Regions from separate parts of the Homo sapiens genome. Here region 1 is linked to region 2. Evidence: chromatin contacts called from ENCODE Hi-C data. All regions are on one chromosome and are shown on one strand. The core of a region is the stretch at or near the end of the contact, and the rest is flanking DNA. Distances in the headings are between cores, read along the strand shown.

Region 1 (6,702 bases), core at 2,209-4,708, 3.7 Mb after region 2:
TAACGCCCTCTGAATTAACTCAGCTGTTTTGTGTGGCGCCTACTGAGCAATGACACCTGTGAGATCAATGGCTGTGCCAGTCATTCTTGCTCAGGGGAACATTAGAGTCACAGGATGGTTTTCTGTGGTGGGGCACCCTTACCTGCTGCAGGATGCTGGCCTGTGCCACCCCAGCTAGACTGGTGATGCAACGTGGAGCAGGGTCCTTACTCCATGTCTCCCCACCTGTCACTGGGGACCACGGCATGCTCCTACATACACAGAGCAAGCACGTAATGAGTGGCTTGTGGCTGCAGCAGAAACCTCTCCAGCTGTCCCTATGGCCCTCCCAGTGCCCTCAGCACACCCAGTTCCTACACGTTCCTCCAGAATAGCCCCTGGTTACTCTCAAAGCCCTTCACAGGCATGATCTTCCGGGGTCCTCAAGCACACCAGTGAGATGGACAGGCAAATGAAGAAACTGAGGCAGGCAGTCCAAGTGGCCCAGGGTTTCCCAGAAGCCCCAGCTCATTCCTCCAAATCCTTGGGCTCGCTGGTCTAAAGCCTGGTGATTACCAGGCAGGTGGGCTGTTCAGACCTGTGCACAGTAAAGAGCTGCTTATAGTGGAGGTGCTGGATACATGTGCCCCAGCCTGGAAAACAAGCCATGCCAGTGAACGTCCAGGTCGACTTAGGCCTGGCACAACTGTCGCCTTCTCAGACCTCACCCAAGTGCCCTCCACTTTGGGCAGGATACCAAGGAATGAATGGCAGGGCCTGCATTCCTGGACCTGGGCACTACGTATATTTTTAGCCTCTGCCTTCCTGGGCATTTGCAGGGTGGCTAATGTTCTCAGGGAGCCACCAGCTGCACACCCACGGGCTGGGCAGGCACTCGGAGGTCTCTGGGAACTGCACCCTCCCTGCCTTCAGTCCGGGGGCTCAGAGGCCAGCTCCTTTTCAAGGCAGAATCAGCTCCTGCTAGTGAAGCATGCACCCCACCCCCAACACAGCCAGAAGCCTGTGGCTCAGAAACTAGGAGGCATGAAGTACAGGATTTGTGACCTTGGATTTCCTTACTTGGAAAATGGGGTGGGGTGGGGGGACAGAAGGACTTTGACTCCACATGGGATCACCAGGCCAGCTCACTCAGGAGACCTGGTTGGCACCTCCTCCTGACAGGTGCACCCTGTATATCCAAGTGGGGAAGGATGTGCTGTGTTGAGAAGCTGAGAGTCTGGGTCGCGCTTCCCAGGGCCAGATGCCCCAGTCGCTGGAGACCTCTCCTCCCTGAGCTGGGCTGACTCCATGGCTTTGCTGTCTCTGTTCTCTTCCTGCATATGATGTTCCAGGAGCCAAGAAGCAATTCTAGAATGTACAGGTCAATCTTGGCAGATGAAACTGAATTTTCCCTCTTCTCTTCTGCTTCCTGTGTCCCCTTCCTTAAACTCATCACTGTTCTCTTACTGGCCATTGCCGGGCTCTGGTGGGAGCAGGTTGGCTTCACCTTTGTGAAGAGACAAGAGACAGTGTGATGCGGCCCCAAGCCTGTGGAGGATGCCACCAGGCCAGACTGCAACTTCTCTGCGTGACTCCCCCGTGCTGGGCCTCTGTTTCCCCTTCTGTCAAATGGGGAGTCACAGCGTCTACCCTGCAGGGCAGGTAAGATCTTCTTATTATAGTCAGAAACACATTCTAGGTCCTTACCAAGTCCACACTTACACAAACAGGTGAATTAAATATTTCACAAAATAATACTTACTTTCACCATGCGAGATACTATTATTTTCTTTTTTTCCTTTAGAAATAGGGTCTTGCTGCCACCCCTGCGTGCAGTAGTCCAATCACAGCTCATTGCAGCCTCCAACTCCTGGGCTCAAGTGATCCTCCCGCCTCTGCCTCCACCTCCCCAGGAGCTGGAACTACAAGTATGTGCCCCCACACTCGCCCAATTTTTTTTAAAGTTTTTTTTTTTTTTGTAGAGATGGGGTCTCCATATGTCGCCCAGGCTGATCTCAAACTCCTGGCCTCCAGTGATCTTCCCGCTTCGGCCTCCCAGAGTGCTGAGATTACAGGCATGAGCCACCCACCACGCCATCTGATATCTTCTAGCTTATTCTATTTCATTTTTATTATTATTTTTCTTGAGACGGGGTCTAGCTCTGTCGCCCAGGCTGGAATGCAGTGGTGAGATCTCTGCTGACTGCAATCTTCACGTCTCAGGCTCAAGCGATTCTCCTGCCTCAGACTCCCGAGTAGCTGGGGATTACACGTGTCTGTCACCACGCCCGGCTAGTTTTTTTGTATTTTTAGAGTAGAGACAGGGTTTCACCATTTTGCCCAGGCTGGTCTTGAACTCCTCACCTCAAGTGATCCGCCCGCCTCCGCCTCCCAAAGTGTTGGGATTACAGGCGTGAGCCACCGCGCCCAGCCTATTGCATTTTTATAGTCACCACCCACTACTTTTTTTTTCCAGGACCCAATATTGGTCCGTGATCTGATGATGTTCACGGTCAAGACGGAAGCAAAAAAAGCACACACCGCGCGCCCTCGGTCACTAATCACGCGGAGTATACGCGAGGAGGGCCCGCAGCTAAGCGACGGCGGGCGGCCGAGCTTCCTCCACGGCCGGGGAGGTGGGCAAGGCCTCCGGGCCGCAGCCCCGGGTACGAGCGGAGGCTCCGAGGCCCCCGGTAGCCAGTCAGAATTTATTTTAAGGGAAATGGAAAGCTGCGGCAGGCTTTGGGAGGAGGGGCAGGATTAAAAGAGAAAGTGTGCTCAGCATGTTATATTTAGAGGCTGCCACGCCGGAAGCGCCGCCTTCCCGGGAGCTGCCGCCGCGCCCGCCCCCCGCCGGCACCTGGGCACTGGGGCGGGAGTCCCGGGGCTGCCCGGGAACACCCGGCGCCCAGGGCCTCCGCCACTCCCCGGTCCCCCATGAGGGTGAGGGCTATAGGCGCATCTGGCCCAAGATAGGGGAGTCGTCCGGACCCCACTTCTGTAGGAGGGGAAACTGAGGCCAAGGGGGCAAAGCCCCCGTGTTCGCGGCGCCCAGGGTCCGGGGCGGCGCCGGCACGCGCGCGGGCGGGGCCTGGCGCTCCTCCCCGGTCCCGCCCACTGAGCGTGCAAACCGCAGCCGCCCGCCCACGCGCACGCGCGCTCCTCCCGGGCCGCTTCCCACCCCTCCCCCCGCCCGCTCAGTCTCGTGCTCCCAGCTCCGCGAGGGGCCCGCCGGGAGCCGGCCGAGGGTGGGGCGGATCGCCGGGGAGACCCGCCCCCGGCCAGCGGCGCCTTGCTGCGCAGGAACGACGCGAGGGCCCGCCCCCCAGCTGGCGGCCCGGCCATATTTAAAGGACGGCGGGCGCGGCGAGCCAATGGGCGGCGAGCGTGAAGGGGCGGTGCGTGGCGGTGCGTGGCGGCGCGAGGCCCCGGATGTGGCTGCGGCGGCCCCTCCTCCCCCGCGCTCCTCTCAGAGCCCCAGTCGCGCGCCCCTTCTTGGTTCGCTCGGTGCCCGCGCAGGCCCCTCGGGCGGTGGCGAGGAGGCGCCCAGGCGGAGGCGGCGGCGGGCGGAGGAGCGCAGGAGCGGGCGGCCAGGCCACCGCGCGGCGGCGGAGCGGGCCGCGGCCCGGCGCTCCTTCCCCACCGCGGCCCGACGCACCCCGGCCGCCGCCATGAGCGGCTCCTCAGGCACCCCGTATCTGGGCAGCAAGATCAGCCTCATCTCCAAGGCGCAGATCCGCTACGAGGGCATTCTCTACACCATCGACACCGACAACTCCACCGTGGCGCTCGCCAAAGGTAGCGGCCGCCGCCCGCCCGAGCCCGCTGACCCCCGTCCGCCAACAGCCCCGGCCTGCGGTGCCCTCCCCGCCCCGGGGCGCCCCGGAGCCTGGCGCCCAGACCCCGCCCAGAACCCACCCAGGGCACACCCGGCCCGAGATCCCCTGCCCGCGCCTTCACCCCGGACGCCCCCGAGGCGCCCCCTTCCCGCGCGCCACCCTCCCCCAGCGTAGCCGGCCGCACAATGGTCTCCCTGGGCTCCCAGGGCGGCGGGATTGTGCGCGGGCGCCCGGCGGTGTTTGGTGAGGGGCGGGCCCGGCCCCCGCGGTGCCGCCCCCTCGGCCGCCCAGCCCACCTCTGCAGGTGCCAGCTCCGAGGAGCAGGGCGGCTCCCGTCAGCGGGCCTCCTCCCCGCCAGCCTGGGGGGATCCCTGCGGGGGAGCCTCGAGGTCGGGTGGCGGGGCCAGTGTCCCGGCGTCTCCCGAAGGCTGGGGGTGGGGTCACAACACGCGAATCCTGCAAGCCTTTCTGGAACTTATTAGACAGCTGGGGCCTTGATCCTGAACAAATACCGCGTCCTAATGCGGCCTCCTGCCAAGGCAGAAGCATCCGTTGGCAGCCAGATGCCCCGGTTTAAACGGTTCTCCTGCTCTATCCTGACCTTCCCACTGTGGGGCTTACCTTTTGGTGACAGCCGCCTGTGGGTGCTCGTAACCGGCTGTGGCCGCTGGAGGACTTACAGGAGGGGGGCTCTTTAGAGTCAGAATCTCTGAGGTTGTTGAGGCAGCGGGTGGTCCAGAGTTTCTTTGTCTTCATCACCCAGAGAAGACGGGGAGTGCACTTCCCCTGCCTCTCAGAGAAAAGTGCCCGTGGAGCCACGTCTGCCTAAGCCCGTGTGTGTGCTGGATCTGGCGCTAGGCTCCCAGGGGTTCTTGAAGTGTCTAGACGCGTCTGAAACGCTGCTTAGGTCACAGGGAACTTCATGTGTAGAAGAACGCACTCATTCCAAACAGGGAGTGTCTCCTTTTGAAGCCCGTCTCCTGCGTGGCTTCAGGAGCTTGTTGAGTATGCCAGGGCTATGCACTCACTTGCAGCCATGGAACCTCACTACACTTATTACAGGAGAGCCCAGTTAGAGAAGCTGAGGCCCAGAGTAGGCCCAGGAGTTAGCAGGAGTTGTGTCTTACCAGTTAGAGGCTGCTGTCCCACCCACCTCTGCCCCTAGAGGCTTGCTAGAAAGAGACTTGGGCGCTCCTGGAAGCCTGCTGGTTAGGGGTTAGTAGACTCAATTCCTTATAGATGCGGAAGCCGGGGTCAGAGGTCCATAATCCTGGGACCCTGTCTCCCTTTGTTTTCTGTTACAGCTGTTCCAAGGTTTGTTATGGATAGAAGGGTAAGGGCAACACTCGTCTAGATTCCTTTGTGAGAAAACTGCCTCCTCAGGCGCAATGTGCGGTGAGGCTTTGGGCATAAAGCAGCCGGCTGGCTGTTGGATCTACAGAGTCAAACGTGAACAGGGAGGCCTTACGAAGCAAGCCTTGTTTTGCTGAGAGCTCTGTACGTTGGTGCCTTCGCACATCAGACTGTCAGTCTGTGAAATTGTTCCTTGTCATCTTTGTGATCTAGAGCTGTCTGTTGTCTGGAGCTTCACCAATTGGTGCATTATCAGCACTGTCCATTGAAAATCGGGGCATTAAGTAGTTGTTGAAATGTGGACCTGGGGTGCTGTGTTGTGGCTCTGAGCAAGTGTCGCCGTCTTTTGGAAGGCTTGGGAGCAGTGGTGTCAGGGTTGATTGAACTGGCTGAGGACAACAATAACGCTTCTCTTTCTCCACTCATAAGTGAGGTCCTTTGGCACTGAAGACCGTCCCACAGATAGGCCTGCGCCCCCCAGAGAGGAGATTTATGAGTACATCATTTTCCGAGGAAGTGACATCAAGGATATCACTGTGTGTGAACCTCCGAAAGCTCAGCACACACTCCCGCAGGATCCCGCCATTGTTCAGGTAAGTGTGCCACTGTCCCTCTGTGCATGCTGTAGGAGATGCTGGTTTCCATTTGGAGCTTGGTGGCATGTTTGGTCAGAACGCTCAATGTGAGGAATAACCTTTTTTTTTTTTTCTTTGAGGCAGCGTCTCGCTGTGTCACCAGGCTGGAGGTCAGTGGCGTGATCTCAGCTCATTGCAACTTTGGCTTCCCAGGTTCAAGCAATTCTCCTGCCTCAGCCTCCCGAGTAGCTGGGACTACAGGGACGCACCACCATGCCCAGCTAATTTTTGTAATTTTAGTAGAGACGGGGTTTCACCATGTTGGCCAGGATGGTCTCAATCTCTTGACCTTGTGATGCACCCGCCTTGGCCTCCCAAAGTGCTAGGATTACAGGCGTGAGCCACCACACCCAGCCTGAGGAATAACCTTTTAATGAAAAGTGGCTTAACTTTTGTCCAGGCTGTTGCTGCTCTCACAGAAGGTGTTGATTCTTGTAGCACACACAGTAGGTGGTGTGTGCTGTGTCACGTGGCTCTTAAGGAAGGCGACCTGGGGAGTTGGGTGTGCATGTGCGCGTGTGTAGTGTAGTGTGGTATGAGTGGATGCTCCTGGACCTGTGATGTTTCGGGCATAGCGTTTGCCCTTAGTTTCTGGTTGGAGAAGTCTGAGCCCTGAGCAGCTGCTGTGAGTGGCGTGACCTACCTGCAGGGACTGCAGGGCTTGCCCTCGGGTTACGCCCAGTCGTTACATGCTGCTGTTATACAACACCAGATTTGCAAGTCTGATGCCATGTGCCTGCTTATTGGGTTATGGCTTATTTTGCCCATGCTCCCCCAGGGAGCCCAGATTAATATTTTCTTCACTTCTAAATTTAAATATTCACTAGCTCCTCTGGGGTTCAGACTGCATTAGGTTCTGTGCTGAGCACCCATCCTGGAAGGTGGGATCACACAGG
Region 2 (6,500 bases), core at 3,532-6,031:
GATGATCAGGGACGGAGAGAGCAGATGTGGATGTGTGGTGAGGAGGTCTGGGAGGAGGTACTAGATACCTCTCAGGATGGGTGTGAAGACACTGGTGTCTCGGCCAAGCGCTGTGGCTCATGCCTGTAATCCCAGCACTTTGGGAGGCCAAGGCGGGTGAATCATGAGGTCAGGAGTTCGAGACCATCCTGGCCAACATGGTAAAACCCCGTCTCTACTAAAAATACAAAAAATAGCCGGGCGTGGTGGTGGGCGTCTGTAATCCCAGCTACTTGGGAGGCTGAGGCAGGAGAATTGCTTGAACCCAGGAGGTGGAGGTTGCAGTGAGCCGAGTTCGTGCCACTGCACTCCAGCCTGGGCAACAGAGCAAGACTCCGCCTCTAAATTAAAAAAAAAAAGACACTGGTGTCTCATGTGAATGCCCACTCAAAGACATCTACTGCAGCAGCAACTCTATTAATTGAGTGGACAAGAGGGCACATTCTGCAGACAACAGTCAGTCTTTCCCACAGCTGTGCCATTGCGTGCTCAATGAGCTTATTTATGCAGTGGCCATGGTGGCAGGTGTGGAGGCTCTGTATGGGCTTAGGAACATGGGCTTCCCCTTACCAAAGTGACCCGGCAGAAGAGACCAACACTAAAGCTTTGTTATGGCACCATTCCCTGGGGGAGGGCAGAGGAGCTGGGAACCAGTGTTAAAAAACCTATAAATGTGGCCAGGCACAGTGGCTCATGCCATTAATCTCAGCACTTTGGGAGGCTGAGACGAGCGGATTGCATAAACTCAGGAGCTCGAGACCAGCCTGGGTAATGTGGTGAAATCCCATCTCTACAAAACTTTCAAACATTAGCCGGGTGTGGTGGTGCCTACCTGTAGTTTCAGCTACTCGGGAGGCTGAGGTGGGAGGATGGCTTGAGCCCATGAGGTAGAGGCTGCAGTGAGCCAACATTACACCACTAAACTCCAGCCTGGGCAACAGAGGGAGACCTTGTCTCAAATAATAATTAAAAAAAAAGAAAAAACACAACCTATAACTACTTGGATATGTAAAAGAACAAAATAGAACTTATAGGCTTAAAAAAAAATAAACAAAATGAAAAACTCCTGAAACAGGTTTATCAATAGCCTAAGAGATAATTAGTGACTAGAAGAAAGATCTGAAGAACTATCCAGAACGTGGAACATAAAGAGGACAGATTAAGATGTGATAGAGAGGTTAATAGACATGGAGAAGGGCACAAGACTTTTCTCTTTTTCTTTCACAATCCACAGTAATAAATGTATTTTAGTTGTGACTCACTCCATAGATATGTGTATATTAATAAATACAACTGAAACAAAAGATTCATGAAATAATACAATACACTCCAATATATTATATTCTCGTTCTTTCTCAACACTGGTAACAATCTACTACATTGATTTTATAAGCCACTGTTGGAAAACAACCTACAGTTTGAAAAATATTAGTTGAATAACTACTAATCACACTACAAGATGTAAAGAGTGAGAGAACGAGGTTGAGATAACATTTATTTTTATTTCTTCTTTTTTTGAGACAGGATCTCACTCTGTTACCCCAGGCTGGAGTGCAATGGTATAATGGTTCACTGCAGCCTCCACCTCCTGGGCTCAAGTCCTCCCACCTCAGCCTCCTGAGTAACTGGGATTACAGGCATGCACCACCATGCGTGGCTAATTTTTTTTTTTTTTTTTTTGTATTTTTTGTGGAGATGGGGTTTTACCATGTTGCCCAAGCTGGTCTTGAACTCCTGGATTCAAGCAGTCTGCCCGCCTTGACCTCCTAAATTGCTGAGACTACAGGCATGAACCACTGTGTCCATCCAAGATAACATTTAACAGAGATATTGTCACGTATGATACAACACGGATGAACTTTGGGGACTTTATGCTGGGCAAAATAAGCCAGTCACAAAACGACAAGTATTGTATGATTCTGCTTACAAAAAGTACCTAGACTAGTCAAATTCACAGAGGCAGGATGTGGAATGATGGTTGCCAGGGGCTTAGGAGAGGGAGCATGGGGAATGATTGCTTAAGGGGTACAGAGTTCTAGTTTTGCAAGATGAAGGGAGCTCTAGAGATGGATGATGGTGAGGTCGCACCACAATAGGAATCTTGTTAATACCACTGGATACTTAAAAATGATAGAGAGTAAATTTTATGTGATGTGTATCTTACCACAATAAAAAAGTAAAATTAAATTGAAAAAAAAAAAGTATTGTCTGAGAGTTTTCAAGAATAATGAAAGACACCAATCATCAAATTCAGAAAGCCCAAAGAACTCAAGGCAGGATAAATAAAAAGATAACAGCATGAGCTGGGCATGGTGGCTCACGCCTGTAATCCCAACTTTTTGGGAGGTCGAGGTGGGTGGATTACCTGAGGTCAGGAGTTTGAGACCATCTGGCCAACATGGCAAAACTCTGTCTCTACTGAAAACACAAAAATTAGCTGGGCATGGTGGTGCGTGCCTGTAATCCCAGCGACTCAGGAGGCTGAGGCAGGAGAATCGCTTGAACATGGGAGGCGGAGGTTGCAGTGAGCTGAGATGGCGTCACTGCACTCCAGACTGGGGGACAGAGCGAGACTCCGTCTCAAAAAAAAAAAAAAAAAAAGATACAGCATGGTAAAACTGTAGAACATGAGAAGAGGGAGAAAAGACCAACAACCTATGAAGGAACGATGTTAAGATTGTCACTGGACTCCTGAGGAGCAATGAGGGGGAACAGGCAAACAGTGGATGGCAATCAAGTGTGCTGAGAGAGGACAGCTGTCATTCAAGCAAGCAAGCCAAAATATCTGTCAAGAACAAGGGCAAGGCCAGGCGCAGTGGCTCATGCCTGTAATCCTAGCACTTTGGCGGCTGAAGCAGGAGGATCACTTGAGCCCAGGAGTTTGAAACCAGCCTGGGCAACATAGTGAGATTTTACAGAAAATAAAAAAATTAGCTGGGCGTGGTGGTGCATGCTTTTAGTCCCAGCTACACCGGAGTCTGAGGTGGGAGGATTGTTTCAGCCTGGGAGATACAGGTTGCAGTGAGCCACGATCATGCCACTGCACTCCAGCATGGGCAACAGAGCAAGACCTCATCTCCAAATAAATAAATAAATAAAATAAAAACAACAAAAGGCAAAAATGAATCCATTTGCAGATGAGCAGAAACTGAGAGGATTTGCACCAACGAAGCTACAAAAAAATAAAATTTAAAGGATTTACCTCAGGCAAAAGGAGAGTGATCCTGTTGGTGAAAGCTGAGATGCAAGAAGAAAAGGTGGATAAAAATGGTAATTGTGTGGCTGAATCTAAACTAATGTTGACTGAATAAAACAATTTAGTAATGTCTCTTGGGGTTACAGTGGCAAAGGTTAAACTTAACATACACTACATTAAGGTGTATAATTTAGAGGATGGGTGATTAAAGTACTCCAAAGTCTTTATATTTTAAGGAAACAGGGTAAAGACATTTTTACAAATATTTAAAGATATTGGACTTTCACAAGGTAAGTATGCATGCCCAAAAGTTTGAAGTAACCACTAAAACTTAGAAATAGAGTATACAGGTGAAGAAAATCAGAATGAGAATAAAAATAAACCCTAAAGAAGAAAGGAAAGGGGAAAAAAACCAGGCAGGACAAATAGAAATAACAAAATACAATGGTAGAAATAATTCCAGATATATCAGTAAATATAATAAATGTAAATGGACTAAATGCTCCAGTTAAAATACAAAGACTATTCTTTTAAAAAACCTTTTTATCATGAAAAATTTCAAGTATACAGCAAAGTGGGAGAAACAGTACAAGAAAACCATATACCTGCGATGTAGAGTCAGCCATTGCTAGCAATTTGCCACATTTGTCTCACCTATATGGGTATGTATAGGAGACTATTAAGAACACCTATTTAACTTCCATAGTAAACATAATATAATGAAATACAATTTAAACGGTAATCATGATGTAGAGTATCCACTTTTGAGGTCAAGCAGATCTGGATTCTCCAGCAATTTTTAATTATTTAACTTACGTGTGTGGTTATTTATTCAAAAGATGTCTCTTCACTAGGCTATAGTAAAAGGATTGGAATCAGGTTCGCTTTTCTGATCATTGTATTTCTAAATATTTGTTGCATAAACAAATAGAATTTACTAGTAAAGAATTCAGCACAGTGCCAGTTGCATAGTAAACATTTAACGTAGAGTAGCTTGTATTTATTGTAGTTGCTGTTGTTATTGGAAGCATTCAGTAGAGTGATACAAAATAAATAAGCAATAATTGGTAGTTTATTATATTTATAATTATTATTTACAAGACGTCACAGTGCCTAGCCCATATCACTCACCCATAAACATTATACTTATACTAAGTACTTTCACTATTATTCAAAGTCTCTAACAGTGCCTGGCACTACATAAGCAAGAGAAAAGTGGAAGTTTATTCTAATTGTTATTATTGAATAAAGCACTTAACACGAAGCTGGCCCCCAGCGGGCCCTTAATAGTTTCCGCGGTGGCTGTCGTAGCTGGACTACAGACCCCGCCTCCTGAGCGGCCCGAAGCCCCGCCCCTTACTGCCCCGCAGTCCCGCCCCCGTGGCTTGTGCCGCGCCTGCGCACTGTCCCGGAAGGGGCTCTACGCGCGCAGCTTTAGTCCCCGCCCCTGGAGCCGGCGGCGCAGGGCGCAGCTTCCCGCCGCCAGAGCGGGCCAGCCTGCTGCGTGCGTGCGTGTGTACGACTCTGCGTGCGTGCGTGCGTGCGTGCGTGCCGTCAGCTCGCCGGGCACCGCGGCCTCGCCCTCGCCCTCCGCCCCTGCGCCTGCACCGCGTAGACCGACCCCCCCCCAGCGCGCCCACCCGGTAGAGGACCCCCGCCCGTGCCCCGACCGGTCCCCGCCTTTTTGTAAAACTTAAAGCGGGCGCAGCATTAACGCTTCCCGCCCCGGTGACCTCTCAGGGGTCTCCCCGCCAAAGGTGCTCCGCCGCTAAGGAACATGGCGAAGGTGGAGCAGGTCCTGAGCCTCGAGCCGCAGCACGAGCTCAAATTCCGAGGTAAGCCCCAGAGGCCGCCACCTTCCTGCCCGCGGCCTCCGCCCCAGTGCTGGAAGGACGGAGCCCGGCGCGGCGGGTGACGTCGGCCCTCGTCCCCACCCCGACGGCGCTGTCGCGGGGGGCGGCGAGGCCGGGCCGGGCCTTGGCGCTCGCCGCGCTCCCCAGAACTGCCCGGAGTGGCCGGGACCCGAGAGGGCTGGTGCGGGAGCCGGGGCCTGCGCCTCCTCCCCGACCCCCAGCCTCCTGGGACTTGCCTTCGAGGCACTTGTCACTTTGTAACTTACCAGTTTGTGATCCTCTCTAGTGTGAGCCTCCGCCGCTGCCTTTGCCTAGAAGTTTCTTCCCCTGCTCCGTGACAGTGTTGACCTCAGGGCTTAGTTGAGGTGTCAGCTGCTCAGAGAGGCCTGCTGTGACCACCCAGCCACCGTGCACACCTGCTGTCATTCCCTATTCCGTCACTGTTTCGTGGTCAGCACGGCACTTTTCATACCCAAAATCACTGTTTCAATACTAGAAGGGAAACTGCATGAGGACAGGCTCTTGTCAGTTCGCTGCTGTGTACCCAGCACACATTATACGCCTAGTAAATAAATACCTGTTGAACCAACAGATGAACATGTTGAACCAACAAATGAACCTCCTCAGGACTTCTGATGGGATTGGGCCCATTTTCCTTTCACTGCGTCCCTCATGCTGTCTCCTGGTTGCGGTGCAAGGAGGCTGCCACGGTGCTGGGATCCTTTTTCTCCGCAGAGCTGTCTGGAGCAACACCTGCGGCGATGGGAAGCCATGACCCTGGTTTCTCCCAGATACTATTACCTCTGTAATTTGTGCCTTTATGTTTTCTATGTTGTTACTTTTGTTTTTTTTTTTTTTTTCCTACCTTCACCAGGGCCACGAGGTAAAAGTTCTTGTCTGACATGCTCATTCTTTCTTTTTGCGTGTATCCAGTGATGTGGGAGGCTCTGGGGAGGTGATGGATGCACAAGACAGATAAGGCCTCTGCTCTCACAGAGCTTACCTTCCGACGAGGACAGACAAACCAACACACAAGATCATTGCAGATAGTGCTAAGTGCTGTGTAGGAAATGGAACAGTCTGACTCCATGGAAGCGTACTTTAGATTGGAAGGCCGGGTCTCCACTATATCGCTAGCACCGGACTCACAGTAGATGCTCAGTTGGTATTTATGAATGAATGAATGGCCAGAGGCTCTCCAGTTTATATGTCCTATTGGGAAGTAGTGTAGGGTAACTTACCCAAAGTTACCCAGTTGGCAAATGGTACATTTGAACCCAGACTTCAGAGTTCACGCTCTTAACCGTTTTGCTGTCTGATCGCTGGGAAATACTCCAGAACGGTGGCTGTCACTTTGCCTTCCAAGTTAACAATGTGAAATAACTCTGAATTTACAGAGAACCAAAGGCTTT

What was found. Hi-C counts contacts between places; a loop is a spot of excess contacts on that map. Pooled maps may share reads with other maps.
Region 1: a loop to region 2 is called in a map of CD4-positive, alpha-beta memory T cell, with 24 times the contacts of the local background. The contact joins the promoter of LSM14B here to the promoter of VAPB in region 2. A Hi-C loop is called at or near these places in 1 of 168 maps with a recorded cell type or tissue (CD4-positive, alpha-beta memory T cell), 1 of 37 single-sample maps with no recorded cell type and 7 of 50 pooled maps.

Annotation. Positions count from the first base shown.
Region 1 is chr20:62,119,017-62,125,718 of GRCh38, forward strand. LSM14B (LSM family member 14B) reads left to right here and starts at 3,459. Exons shown (of 9, transcript NM_144703.3): 1 at 3,459-3,777; 2 at 5,601-5,764. The coding sequence starts at 3,651. LOC105372706 (a long non-coding RNA gene) reads right to left here and starts at 4,668. Exons shown (of 3, transcript XR_936963.2): 1 at 4,440-4,668. RefSeq lists silencers at 2,518-3,607, 3,768-4,307 and enhancers at 2,971-3,658, 3,659-4,347, 4,348-5,035.
Region 2 is chr20:58,384,448-58,390,947 of GRCh38, forward strand. VAPB (VAMP associated protein B and C) reads left to right here and starts at 4,782. Exons shown (of 6, transcript NM_004738.5): 1 at 4,782-5,070. The coding sequence starts at 5,013. RefSeq lists silencers at 4,491-4,930, 5,191-5,310.